Linked DNA regions of Homo sapiens: region 1 is linked to region 2. Evidence: chromatin loops called from intact Hi-C (ENCODE). Cell type or tissue: Caco-2. All regions are shown on one strand.

Evidence for each region. A loop is a pair of places that touch in the nucleus more often than their neighbours do. Peaks named below come from ENCODE experiments on the same cell type or tissue, not always from the same donor. Only the 100,000 strongest peaks of a DNase experiment are listed, where the experiment ranks them.
Region 1: it touches region 2 in a loop (33-fold over the local background); 3 of 110 quality-filtered maps call a loop at or near these places.

Annotation. Positions count from the first base shown.
Region 1 is chr2:126,479,699-126,487,698 of GRCh38, forward strand. No RefSeq gene overlaps it. Among named protein-coding and RNA genes, the nearest start is that of GYPC, 170 kb to the right of the region's middle. In Caco-2, no CTCF peak of the experiment used is centred here; a DNase peak (open chromatin) is centred at 3,323.
Region 2 is chr2:126,241,645-126,249,644 of GRCh38, forward strand. No RefSeq gene overlaps it. Among named protein-coding and RNA genes, the nearest start is that of LINC01941, 130 kb to the left of the region's middle. In Caco-2, a CTCF peak has its summit at 3,519 (motif pointing right); a DNase peak (open chromatin) is centred at 3,517.

The sequences.
Region 1 (8,000 bases), 240 kb after region 2:
AACAGACTAACACACTGATTCTACATTATGGTGAGTTGTATAATTATTTCATTACATATTACAATGAAATAATAATAGAAATAAAGTCCACAGTAAATGTAATGTGCTTGAATCATCCTGAAACCATTCCCTCACCACTCCACCACTGGTCTGTGGAAAAACTGTCATCCATGAAATGGGCCCATGATGCCAAAAACATTGGTGACCACTGATATAGTGAGTAGAAAAATCAAATTTGGTGACAATGTGGCATTGTTGGTGGAATATAAATGGGTGCACTTTGGAAGTACATACTAAAGTTCAACATACACCAGTTCTATGATTGAGTATGGCTCTATCTTGCTCCTACCTATATACCCATAGACAAGTGCAAAATATGCACCAGATGACAAGGTCTAGAGCCACTGCTCATAAAAAGCCCCAATCTGAAACAATCTAAATCTCCTTTGCCAATACAAGCAAAAAGTAAATTGTGGTATAATCATTCATAAGAATAAGGCAATGAAAAATAATGAAGCATTGCTAATTGCGATGATGCAATCAATCTTATAAAGATAATATCAAACAAGAAAAGACAAACTCAAAAGAGAAAATACTGTATTCATTTTATTTATTGAAATTGAGAAACAGCCAAAAGTATTTGTGTTAGAAAGGAGGAGTGTGGTTACCATGGGGCAGAGGCAGGCAACGCCTGGAAGGGACCACAAAGAGTCACCCAGGACACTGTTAATTCACTATCTATAAAATCTAATGCTTTGTTTGTTTACTAGATATCAACTTCATTTGTTAAAATGCATGTTGTATTATATTTCAATTTAAAGGCTACCAGGAAGATTTGAAATACAACTAAATATAACCACTTCAAAACAGCAGATTTGATAAAATAAAGAATAAATTAGAAAACATAAAAATAGGTCTGAAGATTTTATCAAGAGTGAAGCACAACAAAGTAAGAAAATGAAAAATATGAGAGATTGAGATATAAAGCACATAGAAAAATAACATCTAACATATATCTACGTGGAGTTCTGGCAGAAGAAAAAATAGAAAATATGGGAGCTACAATATTCAGAAGAATCATTAGATGCCCAAGTCATCAGATTCACGAAAAACAACAAATCTTAATGAAGATACACAATCATAAACCTATATCTAGATGTAGTATATAAAGAAACATCCCAATACCAGGGGAAAATAGATGATTGTTAAAGTAATCAGAAAGGAAAAACAGATTAATATGAAAAGATGACAAACAAATTGGCAAAAGATTTCTCTTAAACAACAGAAGCCAAATGGTAATTAAATAATATCTCAAAGTCCCTAGAGAAGATGACCATAAATATAGGATATTGTACCCACTAAAAGTACTAACATGGATAACGAAGCAAATAAAGGCAGTTCCAGATAAACAAAACCCAAAGCAAAATTGTAGGGATGCACTAGCGGGAAAAGAAGCAAAATTATCCTAGAGATAATACTAGCTGATAAGATGATACTAGGACAAACTCCTGCCAATACTACACAAATTTTTGAAAAATAATTACAATTTCTGGAAAGTATAATTTTTTAAAACTGACTGAAGAACATATGAATAATTAATAAATATGTAATAAGGTGACTCTATATCCCAGTTTGTTGATGTTAGTTCTGGTCTGTGTCTATTGTCCCAGGGGATTTCTTTTTCTTTTTTTGAGACAGGGTCTCACTATGTTGTCCACGCTGGTGTGCAGTGGTACAATCTTGGCTCACTGCAACCTCCACTTCCTGGGTTCAAGCAATTCTCCTGCCTCAGCCTCCCGAGTAGCTGGGACTACAGGCACGTGCCGCCATGCCCAGCTAATTTTTGTGTTTTTAGGTGAGATGGGGTTTCACCATGTTGGCCAGGCTGGTCTCGATCTCCTGACCTGGTGATCCACCCGCCTCGGCCTCCCAAAGTGCTGGTATTATAGACGTGACCCACCATGCCCGGCCTGCAATTTCTACTTCCCGGGTTCAAGATACTATCCTGCCTCAGCCTCCTGATTAGGTGGGATTACAATCACAGTCCACCACGCCCGGCTAATATTTGTACTTTTAGTAGAGACAGGGTTCCATAATGTTGGTCAGGCTGGTCTCGAATTGCTGACCTCAGATGATCCACCCACCTCAGCCTGCCAAAGTGCTGGGATTACAGGCATGAGGTACCACACCCAGCCACAGTGAAAATACTAATAGTGATTTTTTTCACTCTCAAAATTGGTTTGGATAACACATTTTATTGTTACTTGTCTACAATTACCAAGGCTTTAGTGTCCATTGTTAAGAAACATTTAAAAATATATTACATCAAATATATAAAAGCTCTTATAAGAAAAAACACATCATAATACACAACTAATGTGAGGTGATGATAAAACACATGCTAGACAAGGTCTGCATGATGAAGGGTAATTATGAGCCAGTGTGATTTTTGAATAGGAATACATATTGCTAAACAAAATATAACAAACAGGATTCAGCAAGTTATTGTAAAAAATGACTAAATTGTTGGATTCATCTAAAGATGCAAAGAAACTTTAATAGGTATATATAGTCACGTGCCACATAATCATGTTTGGATCAGCAATGAACCATGTACGCAATGGTGATCACATAAGTTTATAATCCCATATTTTTACTGTACCTTTTCTATGTTTAGATATGTTGAGATACACAAATGTTTACTATTATGTTACCATTGCCTACAGTACTCAGTACAGTAACCCGCTGTACCATCTAAGTTGGTATAAAGTACACTCCGTGAAGTTCAAACAATGATGGAATCGCCTAGTGACATATTTGTCAGAATATGTCTCTGTCGTTAAGCAACGCATGACTGTATTTGATATTTTTTAAATGATAGTTTGAATAAATGTAGAAAATGCATTAGGTAAAATTTAAAACAAAGTAATGGTTAAAAGTGAGGCAGGATTTTTCTCGGAGCCGCATCGCCAGCCGGAGACCTCCACGGCCAGCGACACCACCCACTGGATCTCATTCATCCTGGGCTCCCTGCAGAAGGCACCCTGCCCACTCAGCCTGGTGGGCTTCACTTGGCTTGCAGTCCCCCCTAGATCCCATGCTAGCCGAAGGATCTGCGTTCAGCCTGAATCTGGGCAGGACGTGCCACAACCTGTTTCTGCCTTGGGCGCCAGCACCTGGCTGAAGGGAACGCAGTGCCAAAACAGGGATGCCAGTGACCCCGAAGCCTCAGAAGGGATGTTACAGCGTCCTAACAGCTCTTTTAGTCCTGTTGTCTCACCCTGGCTGTCCGCCCTGATGCTGCTTCCTGTCACATGTGGCTGCCCTCTGCTGGCATAAGACAGAGGGCTACATACAGTTTTACAGCCTTTTTCCATACCTGTGTTCAGCGGGTCCTGAGTTCTTGTCCTGCATCCAAGAAGAATGAGGTTATGCTGGCAACCCAAGGGTGAGGAGAGTTTTACTGAGTGACAGCTCTCAGCAGAGAAGGCACCCAAGAGGGAACCCCTTCTCTGAAGTCGAGTAGTCTCTTCCCACCAGAAGAGACCACTCCCCTCTCCGCCCAAAGGCAGCCAGTCTCTCTCTAGTGTGGCTGAATCTGGGGCTTTATATGAGCTCAGAACGGAGGCGTGCATGCTGATTGGTTTGTGAGTATGCAAAAAAAGGCTAAAACAAAGGCACCACTCAAAGATGGGCATGACAGTGTAAAAAACCAACTAGGGAAGGGTAGGTATATGTAAACTAGGGGAAGGGTGGGGATCAATCAGAGGAAAGCATGCCTAACAAGAAGAGAGGTTCTCAATCGGGTTCGTGGATTTATCCGAGACTTTTTAGCTTTGCTTTCAGGTTTTAATCTGTCTTTGGTTTGAAGGTGGGATTTTAACGGGGACCCACCTCTGTCTGCCTAGTATTTGTCTGCCTTTTGCCGCTATCAAAAGCAAACAACTTTCAGCAAATTAGGCATGTGAGGACCATCTTTAATTGTAGAAAGTATATCTATAATATACTTATAATTCTAGCATTGTTTTATATACAACTTTTTTTAGTAGTTCTAGCTGTGCTGTGAGATATCCTGTTAGCTAGCTAGGCAGCTAGTTAGTACGTGTGTATGTATATAGTAAACATAATATGACATATAGATTATATATTACATACATAGTATTATGTATTATAAAACATAATTATATATAGAATTAGCTATATATGAAAAAGAAATAAAAATAAAATAATTACAAGATCATAAGTTAATTTACATGTAAAACAAGAGAATTTACATACAAATTATTAGAATTATTATTTTTTGGAAGTTCAGAAAGACTCAAGTCAGCAAAATGGCAGAGGAGTCAGCTTCAAACTCCTGTTCCTCCAAAGAAGCACCAGAAAATAAGCAGAAACTGCATGAACCAACTGTGTCAGAACTCTGGACAACAAGGAAGGTTTACAGAAGCAAGTGAAGGCTGTAGGACAGCATTGTGGTGTATTACCCACCTTTGTCCCACCCTCCCCACTGCTAGGTGCTGACCTTGAAGACTAAAACCAACATTCTCAGTGTAGGCCTAGGACCTTGCTTCCAGAGTGAGCAGAGTGGAGCTTATTCTCATCTGCTGTTTGTGTGCTCTCACCTGTCTGGGGGCTACCTGAGGACTAACAGGAGGAGCTTGTTTCTGTTTCACTCAGGATAACTTTAAATTCCATAACTCCTGACACTTCTTGGAATGGAAGAATTAACTTTCTCACGTGCAACTTAATCAGTGGCCGTCATCTCTAAAGCCAGGAATAGGCTGAAGCCTATGGCAGGGCGGGAGGACCCTCAGTCTCAGATATGCTTATAAGAGATTAGTTTTGTTTAAAATAAATGAAACAAGACATTGCATTTTCATTCTAGAAACAGCCATTGATATTCATATTTGATTCAGGCTTGTTATGAATAGCCAGAGCTTTGCTTTTCCCATCCTGAGCAGCAGTGCCCTTACTGCAGATCCAAAAAGAGACTCTATCAATATATTCCCATCAATACTCAAAGGAGTCACTTCAGCCCTTGTGGTGGCAACAATTAGCTGAGAATAACGAGGAGGAAATTTACAGAATAAGACTCCACGCACTGCCACTCTCCAGAGAGGGTGAAGTGTACGCCGGAGAACTCTACACATAACCAGGTTTTGTGTCCATTTTTACTTTTCCATCACTAGGGAACATCTCTCCGAGTGTCTGATTTTTTACTGTGTTTCTCTTTAAGCACTGCACAAATGTTGCTGCTGCTTTTCTGTGTATCCTGCTTACTCTTGCTCCATATAATGTGATAAAGAGCTTAAATTTAATATAATGACATATCTGTGTTTAAAGTTACTTTACTACATGTTTTCTGTATTTGTTCTATATGTTCTATAATCCCTTTTCATTCTTATCTTCCTTTGAGTCAATCAAGAAATATTTTAATCATTCAATTTACCTATTAGCTTATTATAAATTATTTTATTCTTTTCTTCCTTTTTCTTTTTTTTAAAACTTTACTTTAAGTTCCGGGATACATGTGCAGAGTGTGCAGGTTTGTCATAGGTATACATGTGCCATGGTGGTTTGCTGCACCCATCAACCCATCATCTAGGTTTTAAGTCCTGCATGCATTAGGTATTTGTCCTAACGCTCTCCCTCCCCTTGCTCCCAACCCCCAACAGGCAATGGTGTGTGTTGTTCCCCTCTCTGTGTCCATGTGTTCTCATTGTTCAGCTCCCACTTATGAGTGAGAATATGCAGTGTTTGGTTTTCTGTTCCTGTGTTAGTCTGCTGAGAATGATTATTTTATTCTTTTCAATGGTTACATGCTTCTTTGACATATTAAAGCATAATATGAGTTCTTTGTACATGTTTTAGACAATGCAAATACTTTAAAACAATGTAACTCTTAAATCCCCTTCACACAAATGTGACATTATTATTTTTATGTATTTTAATTTTCCATTGACATTAAAGCCTATGAGACTGATTTTTTTTATAGTCCATATAAATTTAGATTTACCTTTCCCATATACACTGTTCCAGGACTATTTATTCACTTCTGTGTTTCCATACTTCCATCTAAAGTTATCTTTCCTCTGCTCAAATAAATCCCTCTAGAATTTATTTTAATGAAGATCTCTGAGTTGTGAAATTGTTGCTTTTGTTTGTCTAAAGATGCACTTAGTTTACTTTCATTTTTGGAGGATTTTTTAAATATAAAATTATATGTTGGCATTTATTTTATAGTAATACTTTTTAAATGGTGTTCCATGTCTCTGGATTCAATAATTTCTACTGAGAAGACTGTGGTTCTTTGGAAGTAATATTTTATTTTATCTATCTCATTTAAAATTATCTCATTGACTTTGGTATGTGGCAGTTTTACTCTGATGTGCCTAGTTATATATCTAGTTGCATATTTCTCCTTGGGGCTTGTAAATCTTCCTGAACCTGTGATTTGATATTTTTAATTGGTTTTGGCAAGTTACTTGCCAGTATCTCCTCAAATACTGCTGTGCCCTAGTCTTACTCCCCTCTTCTCTTAGGACTTTAGTCACACATATAAAGTCATTTTCACTCTTTCTCATGTGTCATTTATGTTATTTTGTGTTTTTAATTTTTTCTCTCTATGCTTCAATTCAGATATGTCTATGGACTATTTTATAGTTTTCATAACCTTTTCGTTTTTTTTAATTTGCTGTTAAATCACATATTGGACTTTTAATTTTATATATTTTTCATTTCTATAATTCCTGCTTGTCTTATTTTTGGATTCCAAGTTTCTGTAAAAATTGTCCTACTTGTCACTTATTTTGTTGAAAATATTACTATTTTAAAGTCTGTTTCTGATAACTTTGATGACTAAGGATCCATATGGGCCCATTTTTATGGTCTTTTTCCCTTCCTTTTTTAATTTAATTTAATTTAATTTTTTTGAGACAGAGTCTCACTCTGTTGCCCAGGCTGTAGTGCAGTGGCACAGTCTCAGCTCACTGTGACCTCTGCCTCCAGGTACAAGTGATTTTCCTGCCTCAGCCTCCCAAGTAGCTGAGATTACAGGCGTCTGCCATCATGCCTGGCTAATTTTTGTATTTTTAGTAGAGATGGGGTTTCTCTGTGTTGGCCAGGCTGGTCTTGAACTCCTGACCTCAGGTGATCCACCTGCCTTGGCCTCCCAAAGTGCTGGAATTACAGGCGTGAGCTACTGCGCCTGGCCTTCCCCTCCTTTTTGTAAAAAAAAAATTTAGTCCAGACTCTTGGTATACCTAGTAGTTTGAATTGAATGCCACACAGTTTTGTATTAGAATTTACACAGATAACTTTAAGCTCTGTCTGATTCTATCTTCTTCCAAGTAAGCATTTATTTTGAGTAGACAGTCTTACCCTGGTTTGAGCTCAGTTTTCTGAGAGTGGATTTACATCCTTACTCCTCCTATGAAGTTCATTCTTACTCCAACTAGTGGAAGTTGCAGTGTTTACCAAGCTCTTTTGGCAAGTTCAGAATTTCCCTCTGTCTTCTCAGCCAGGTGCAACTGCTATTTCTGCTCAACTCCCTATTCTCTTATTTACTGCTTTCCTCTTGCCTTCTGAACCCCTGTGCCTAAAGAGGAACAAATATCTTAGGAAGAAGGGTGAGACAGTTGGCTGTGAATACCTAAAGCACTTCCTCCTCTCTGCCATCTTGGTCTATCCTCACCTGACTGCCTTGTAGTCTAGGAGTTCAGGTTCAATTTCCCTATCCCCATGAGGCTGCAGAAGGCTCTGCTTGGTTTCCCAAGTTTTAGTTATTGCTTCCTGCTTGGCTTCTGAGCCTCCAAGCTCCACGCCACTTATGAACTGTCAAATGCCTCTATGGAGAAATCCTGGTGGAATATTGGCCGCATCTTAATATGCTTTCCTTTCTCTCAGATTCTGATCTTTTACGCTCTGGCTGGTTTAGTAGTCCTCTAACACCTTCAAAAAGATTTGGTTTTATATTTTGTTTCCACTTTGTAGTTGTTGTC
Region 2 (8,000 bases):
TCTCAAGGAAATTCTTCCAGGAAAGTATCCAATGGCTATGTAATTTCTGAGTCACAGTGCCTGGTCAAGAAGCTAAAAGTCTATTGCAGGACTCGGATGTATAAATAGACACATGTGGTAAAATTCCTGATACGGAAAGGCACAGGACCTTGTATGGAACCAGACAAGACACATGACTTACCCTGGGAGCTAAGAACCGCTTTTCAGAGAACACTAGCACCTACACAGAGTGAATTGAGCAAAGATTGGGGCTGGGCCTGCTGGAAGGTCTGCACTTCATGTGCAGATGCCCAAAGATCTGGATCCTTGCAACAAGCTATAATTTTGCTCAGGGCTGGGAGACTGATGCCAGTTGAGAATTGCTGAGCTAGCCTCTCAGCGAGATTGTGCAGCTTTCATCCTTCTCATTGCTTAAGCACAAACTGTGGTGAAAGTATGAAGACTTTATTTCTTTGCAGAAAATGACCCTGAAGAGAGGGCCAATTGCTAATGCTTGCAGTGCCAATGAATAGACAATGCTGATTCTTAGCCAGAAAATAGCTTAATAAATTACTTTGGTTCTATATTTATACAACAGTTTAGGGTCTATGGGGTTCAATTACATTTTCCAGTTATATTTACTGCATCTAAGGTTGGAATTACATGCTACAATTTATGCAAATTTAGGGAATTTAGAATATTGTAGAACATTTCTTATAAATGACAAGGGTATGCGCTAGTTCAAATCATTATGGCTAACGTATAGAGAATATCATGCACTGAAACCCAACTTTCCTCTTTGTAGTCTGGTCTGATGGTTATTCCCCTGCTAATACCATAGCTTCTGTGATGGTCTGAGACTCCAGGTAGAGAACAATGAGAAAAGCACAACCAGACGCATGAACAAGGACCAGTATAGACGCATGGACAAGGACCAGTATGGCTTGTTGCTCTTCTTCATGCATACGCCTCTTTAACAAAGCCAAAAGTAATTTTCTGAAAATAAATGGGCACTCATTCAAATAAATTATTGAACAACAACAAAAAGCACATATCAAAAACATCTATGATGGTTTCAAGGAATAATGTGTCATCAGGTCAATGCTTATTGATCTCTCAAGGTTGGATACTTAATGAGACTGGTTATGTGACAGATGATACAGAATGAGGCCTTTGTGCAGAAATCTTTACAACTGCAGTTCTTTTTTCTATTGTACACTGGAGGAGATTACAAAGTATATTCAGTCTCAAGACTTGATGCTTATCCAGGGGGACACTGGATTGTGGCAACTGGGGTCCCTGGGGCTGGAATAGATTATGGGTGAAGTTAATTTGTGGTGCTCAATACAGAAGTAACCCACAGGACCACAGTGAGAAGAAAGGAAGAAATGAACCCTGACGGAGGCAGGAGTGAGATAAACATGAGTGTGAGTGTTTCACTGTAGAGTGGAGACATCACTCTGAGAATGTCACTTACGTGTGTCAGGGGCTTTAGCCTAAAATCACTTTAGAGCGATTTTTCTCTTACTACAGGTTTTCCTCTATGTTGGGGTGAGGGTGGGGTTCAGTGATATTGAATCTCACTCACAGAGCTCCTACTCCAAGATGGTAGAATAGTGATCTTTTAGAAAACTCAGAATTCTGGATTCTGCAGAATTCTCTCCCAGATGCTACTTGTTAACAGAATTCTATTTTCCCTTTTGGCGGCACAAAACTCCTCTTCATTGCACTGAATCCCTTGTAGTATGATGTGAATGTGTAACCAAACTGTCTTTAAACAAATGTGAATGTGAATGATACTTGCCAATTCCAGGCATGGCTCTTAAGAAACCTTACACAGATGTGTCTTTATGCCCCTTTTCCCTTCCGAAGGTGGGATGGCAACACAGACGATGCCCCAGGAGGAGGGGAAGTCACCAGCTGGAGCAGTCCTGAGTCCCTGAGTTCCTGAGTGGAGTAGAGGCACCCACCAACCAGGAAAATCCATTCTGGACAATTATCTGAGGAAAAAATAGACTTCTATTGCATTTGAGCAGTAGTACCTCAGGGCTGATTTCTTCCAGCAGCCATCCTACTGTGCTGGTGATGCTTTGATTGCCTCTTGGATAGACCTGAACCTTTCCTGCCTTGCTCTTTGTCCGGAGAGGCTGATCTCCATGCACTGCATCAGGTGCACCCCCTTGCCTTCCAGCTTTTGGTTGGCTATAGATAACAAGATGTAGCACTGCAGATGAGAAGATGGGAGGAGCCTGTGGGAGATGAGCAGAGAGCAGAAAGGAGGGGGAATCTGTGTATCCACATGTTCCCTCATGGCTTCTCTGGGCAGTTTCTCTAACACAGCTACAACTGTCACCAGTGCTGGTGACATGACCCTTCCCATTCTCCTTCAGACCAAGAGTAGGAACAGCTTCCCACTGTCACTACTCTCTGGTTGTTTTGCCATCTATTATTTCCTTAGCTCCACCTGCATCTTTGGGTCTTTCCAAAGACTCTATTCCATTTCAGGTAAATGGGACTTTCCTTACAAATCTATTTAATTAAAAGCTGTGTTGATCATGTCATGTATTCCTTCTGCAACTCTGGAGGATACAGACACCATAACCAACCTTCTATCTAACCATACCCTTATCCAGCCTCCAACCCTTTGTACTGTTGGTTTCAAAGAAATAGCACAAGCACATTCCCCAGGCTCCCATCCTCACCTTAGAAATGGGAAATAAGCACCCAGAGAAGGAAAGGGACTTTCCAAAGGCTTCATCATTTTCAGGAGAGAACCAGGGCTTTGGTTGAGAAGAAATGAACTTCAAGGGGAAAGCTTTCTAAAGAATAGGTCTGGAACTGGAAACATGACAGTTCCGTCTCCACTGCCAAGGAGGAGTCACATTGGAAAACATTCCTTGGGATCTGCCCTTAGCTAGTTAGGGATTAGGGTTGGCAAGAAAAGTGTGTTGGGACATTCACCCCAAACCCAGGAACCTGAGACTCCTGTTCTGAATCCACAAGAATTCCCCAGAGCCACGGCCCCCTGCATTGATCTCCTGTGGCCGGTATCCCTGAAAGCAGCATGCCAGGTTGGCCAACACCTCTTCTAGTGAGAATACCCAATTCACATTTATGAAAATAGAGACACTGCTGTCCTCATCAGCAGTGAACTTCATGATTCAATCTGCTTTGGGTAAATATGCTACTCACAAAGGCAATCTGAGTTAGCTGGGAGGGAAGAGAGGCAGAGGTGCAGGGAATCGCATCCCTCTTGGAGAACTGCAAGCAGATAGGAAAGCATGGGATGGAGGTGGGAAACTCATCCTGTAATTCTCAAAGGAACTGTGTTGCATTTTCTCCCTTGGCCTACCTCATCACCAGCTTTACATCTCAGGGGTCCTGGGGCATTGGAGCGCTAACATGGTCCCTAAGGAGACTTCCAGTGCCTTCTCTTTTAAGTAACTCATTTTTCTAGTCCTGCCTCCCTGGTATCTTCCAAACAGCACTCAAAGTAACTCCTGCAGGAGGCGCTGTGGGATCTTTGAAGGCAGGGCCTGTAACTAAAGAGACTTTTACCTCCAGCACCACTTTGTGGCCTGGCAGATAGCAGGTGCTCATGGAAGGTTTGTCCATTTCATGAAGGGAGGTGAGCATGCCCAAAGCATCACGAGGCAGGAGCTATTTTTTAGCACATATTTTCCTCAAATTACAAGTTTTAAAATTTAAAATTTGCCTATCTTGAAGGCCACATTTAGAAAACCCCTTAAGAAAAAGAAAGATCAAATACCCTTTCCCAGGAGATTTAATGCTTTAATAAAGTATAAATTCAAATGCATTAATAGGGAACAAAACTGCAGTAATTTTTCTGGTGAGTCAAGTTGTGAAAAATTGTATTACAGCTAATATGCCAATTAATTCATCATTGGGTCAATTATCAGGTATTTCTTTATTCTTATTTGATATCTGGAGGTGCCCTGAAACTATAAATTCCCTGCATCTTTATTAGATTGTCAGATAACTCCGAGTGTCCCACCCCACCCGAATCCCTGTCCCTCCCAATCATGCCTACAAAATTTTTTATTTCTAAATCTTCACAAGACTCTGAATTGCCTAAGCTTCACAGCAAACCTCAGCAATCTGTGTGTGTGTGTGTGTGTGTGCGCGCGCGCGCGCGCGCGCGCGCGCACGCAAAACTTATCTTCTCTGACCTCTTAGCTTATTCCAAGCTTCAATCTAAGCATCTAATCAAACAGTTGTCCCTCTCTATTAGCCCCTTCTTCTTCTGCGGCTCACCTGTTTATCTTCTCGTCTCTCTGGAATAGCTCTTGGAAAGGGTTCCAATTCAATCTCATCAGAGGTTCAAGTAATATTTTTCCAGCTGAATTTATAATAGATGTCCTACTTTTCTAAATAGAATGTGGGTAACAGAGAGAGTGAGAGAGAGAGAGAGAGAGAGAGAGAGAGAGAGAGAGAGAGAGTGTGTGTGTTTTGTTGTTGTCATTGGAAAGAAAAATAAGATTTAGAATACAATTTTAGAACTGAAATAGAGCTAAAGGACCAGGGAATCCAGGTCCCTACTGGATAAGTAAGCCAGGACGCAGAGAGGTTCAGTGATGCAGTATGCTCACACCTCACGTTACTGCACATTTAAGATTATACTGAGATTTGATAGCGATTATGTTGAGTCCATAGGTCAATTACATATTAACAACCTTAAGTCAGCTGACTCATGACTGTAAAATATCTTTTTATTCATTTAGGTTTTTTATAATTTTTTTCAGCAACATTTTATATTTTTCAGTATATTGTTCTTGCACATATTTTGTTATATTCATCCCTAAGTATTTTGCATTTTTATTGCTATTACAAATTATATTATTATTTTTAGGTTTTATTTCCAGTTATTCACTGTACATATGTATAATTTCAATTAATTTTATATACTGAACTTTTACCCTGCAACCTTGCTAAGCTCACTTACTATTTCTAGTAACTTTTTTGTATTTTTTACATAGACTATAAATAAAGATAATTTTACTTCTTGCTTTCCAAACTGTATTCCCATTATTATTATTATGGGCCTAATTTCATTTATTTCCTGACTTCATGCAGGTGATTTTTAACACATATTTGTAGACTTTTAGATTTTTTTAAATATGTGATTATGTTTTAAATTCATAGCACTGTACAAATACATATTATTGTTGCCTTTATCAAAATAAATAAACTAGGACTCACATTTTATACTGATTTAGTATTAATTCATGTTTCATTTTTCCAAAAGCTACACATAATCATTAAAGCCCTATTCCACATGACCCTACCATGCTACAAACACAGTTAGCCCTAGTGGTCTATGACGTATCCTTTCCCCTCTGAAATATGAAGTACCCTCTTACTGCTACAACATTAACATTCACGCCCTCGCAGAATCCTTCATTCCCTATCTCCTTCCTTCTCTCCATCCTCTCTTTTTTCCACACATGTATACAGGGCACCTGCTCCTACCACACAGCAAGCAAATCAGCCCTTGGGAATAAATAAAACCCATGCTAGCTGCCCTCAAGTTGCTCCACAGCTAGTATAGAGATTGTATATTACTGAGGCGATTTCCGGAGACACACGTACGATGTAGTGGGTGTAGAGAGGAAGGTGTGTGCATACCTGCAGAGGGCAGTCAGAACCGACCTCCTACAACTAGGGAAGAAAATGTGCAAAGAGGTCAAAAAAAGAAAAAAATCCCCCTTTATTACTGTGCTTCAAGGAAATTTTCAATGTCAAGTAGAGAGTGATGAGAAATATGTTTGGATGATGTGTTAGTCATGATTCAGACAGAAAAATGGAAATGACTCTAGGTGTTTCAAACAAAAATAATTTAATGCAGGGAATTAGTTACAGAGGGACAGCAGAACTTAGCAGCTTCACAGAGAATGGTGAAGCCTTCTTGGGCTTAGCAAGCAGCAGGAACCTCTGGTACTCTAGGGTTGGAGGGATCAGACAAGAATGCTGCTAGCAGGATTCAAGAGCCAGGGCTGCCCAGAATGAGCTAAAACTGGGGTGAGACTGATTAGGAGGAGCTGGAATCTCCCTGAAAGCACTTTTTCTGGGGCAGCTGGTGGGAAGAGAGAGAAAGTACAAAGAAATACCCTCCCTCTGCCCTGCCTCTGTCCTCAAACCTCCTATTGAATGAATTTAGCAGGAAGACAGAGGGCAAGAGATTCTGGGTAATGGAACTTCCTACGATACAGAAACAGAAAAACAAGGAACTAGCTTGAGACCAAACAGGCAAATGACAGGCATGGAGGGGTGGGTAGAGACCGTGGAAAGGAGGCCAGGCGGAGAATCATGAAGACGCTGAGCTTGTTGCTCTGCCTTCTCCTCCGCCTTGTGCATCTCCCAGCTGCTGAGGCTACAGATGGCCAAAGACACACTATTAAATAAGGTCTGAAAAGTGGATTATAAGGTTCATATCATGACAGGTAGTTAGATAATACATATCAATATACCAAAGCTTCCAAAAAAAACATAAATGCGATAAAGTTCCAATTAGAATGTCAGTAACATATGCAGGGATTGAATAAAAGTGCTGGAAAGATTTCATGAAAGTATAAATCCTGGAGAATCAGTGAGGGCATTTTGAAATGTCGTTTGAATTTTGAATTGCTGGTATAACAAATCAGTACTACAGAGCTACTGAAATTATATGGCTGTGGTTTGGTCTAGGAATACATAGACACATTGATGGACTAGAAGAGGGAATAAAGTAAAAGACCACATTGGTTGTGAGAATGTGATAAATGGCAATGATGGCATTTTAATTCAGTGGTAAGGAATGGATTGTTTAATAAATGGTACAGTCACAGCTGGTTATCCATCTGGAAGAATATAAAACTGGACCCCCTTCATACATCATGGCAAAATATAAATTCCAAATGGATTAAAGTCTTAAATGTAAAAAAAAAAAAAGGAAATCCTGGAACCTCGATGGACATTCTCAAGGCAAAATAGATATGAACCTACCTGAATTGACTTGAAAAATTAAATTATATATAATGAGAGATGCCAGATGCATCTCTTATATGCCATAAGCACAAAACATAACAAAAATACTTGGAGAAGTATTTTCAATGAGGACAGATGTCAATTATTAATAATAGACAAATATCTTTTACACATTTGCAAAAAGAGAACAAACAAGGTAAGTGGGAAAAATGGGCAAAGGATTAGAAGAGACCATTTACACAGGAGCAAATCCAAATGGCCAGCAGATATGTGAAAACATTCTCAGATGTAACAGTTATGAGTGAAGTGCAAATTAATGCATCAATGACTATTTCTTTACATTTATGAATCTGCCAACTTTTTTCAACAAAAGGAAAAATTACTGATGGCAGATATGTGAGGATAGGGCACCCTCACATTGCTGGAGTAATCTGACAATGTTTTAAAAACAGTTTATAAGACTCTAAAATTAGAAACATATATTCTCTTTGATGCAGCAAATACAACTCTAGGAGCTGTCCTATAGAATTAAAAAGAGTTCACAAAGGGACTGCCCATCCGTAGGGAATGTCTGGAATAAACTATTGTATATCCATAGCAGGGAATGCTAAAAAAAAATCAACAAATGAATTGGAGTTATGCCAATGGAATTGGAAGATTTCAACAAAATTTGTTTTCAGTCTGTATAAGATGTCTTTTGTGGAATAAACAATAATATTGAGCAGAAAAAACATTTCTATATATGTGTACCTACAAAAGATAATATGAGTACAGAGAAAAATACAGACAAATATATAAATTTGGTTATATGGAGGCTATGAATTTGGGTTTACTAACAAGGGAGTGGTCTTTTAGTGGAGAAAAAAAGGAGAATTGAATGAGGAGGCTGGTGTAAAGTATGGGGAAAAGATTAAAGCTGTCTATTTCCCATCTTCATATATGATACGATCATGTTAATGTAGTCACATGAAGTCATATTTGTTACATAAAATATCATTATACCATGCATAGTGTTTATAGTTACATAAAACTATATG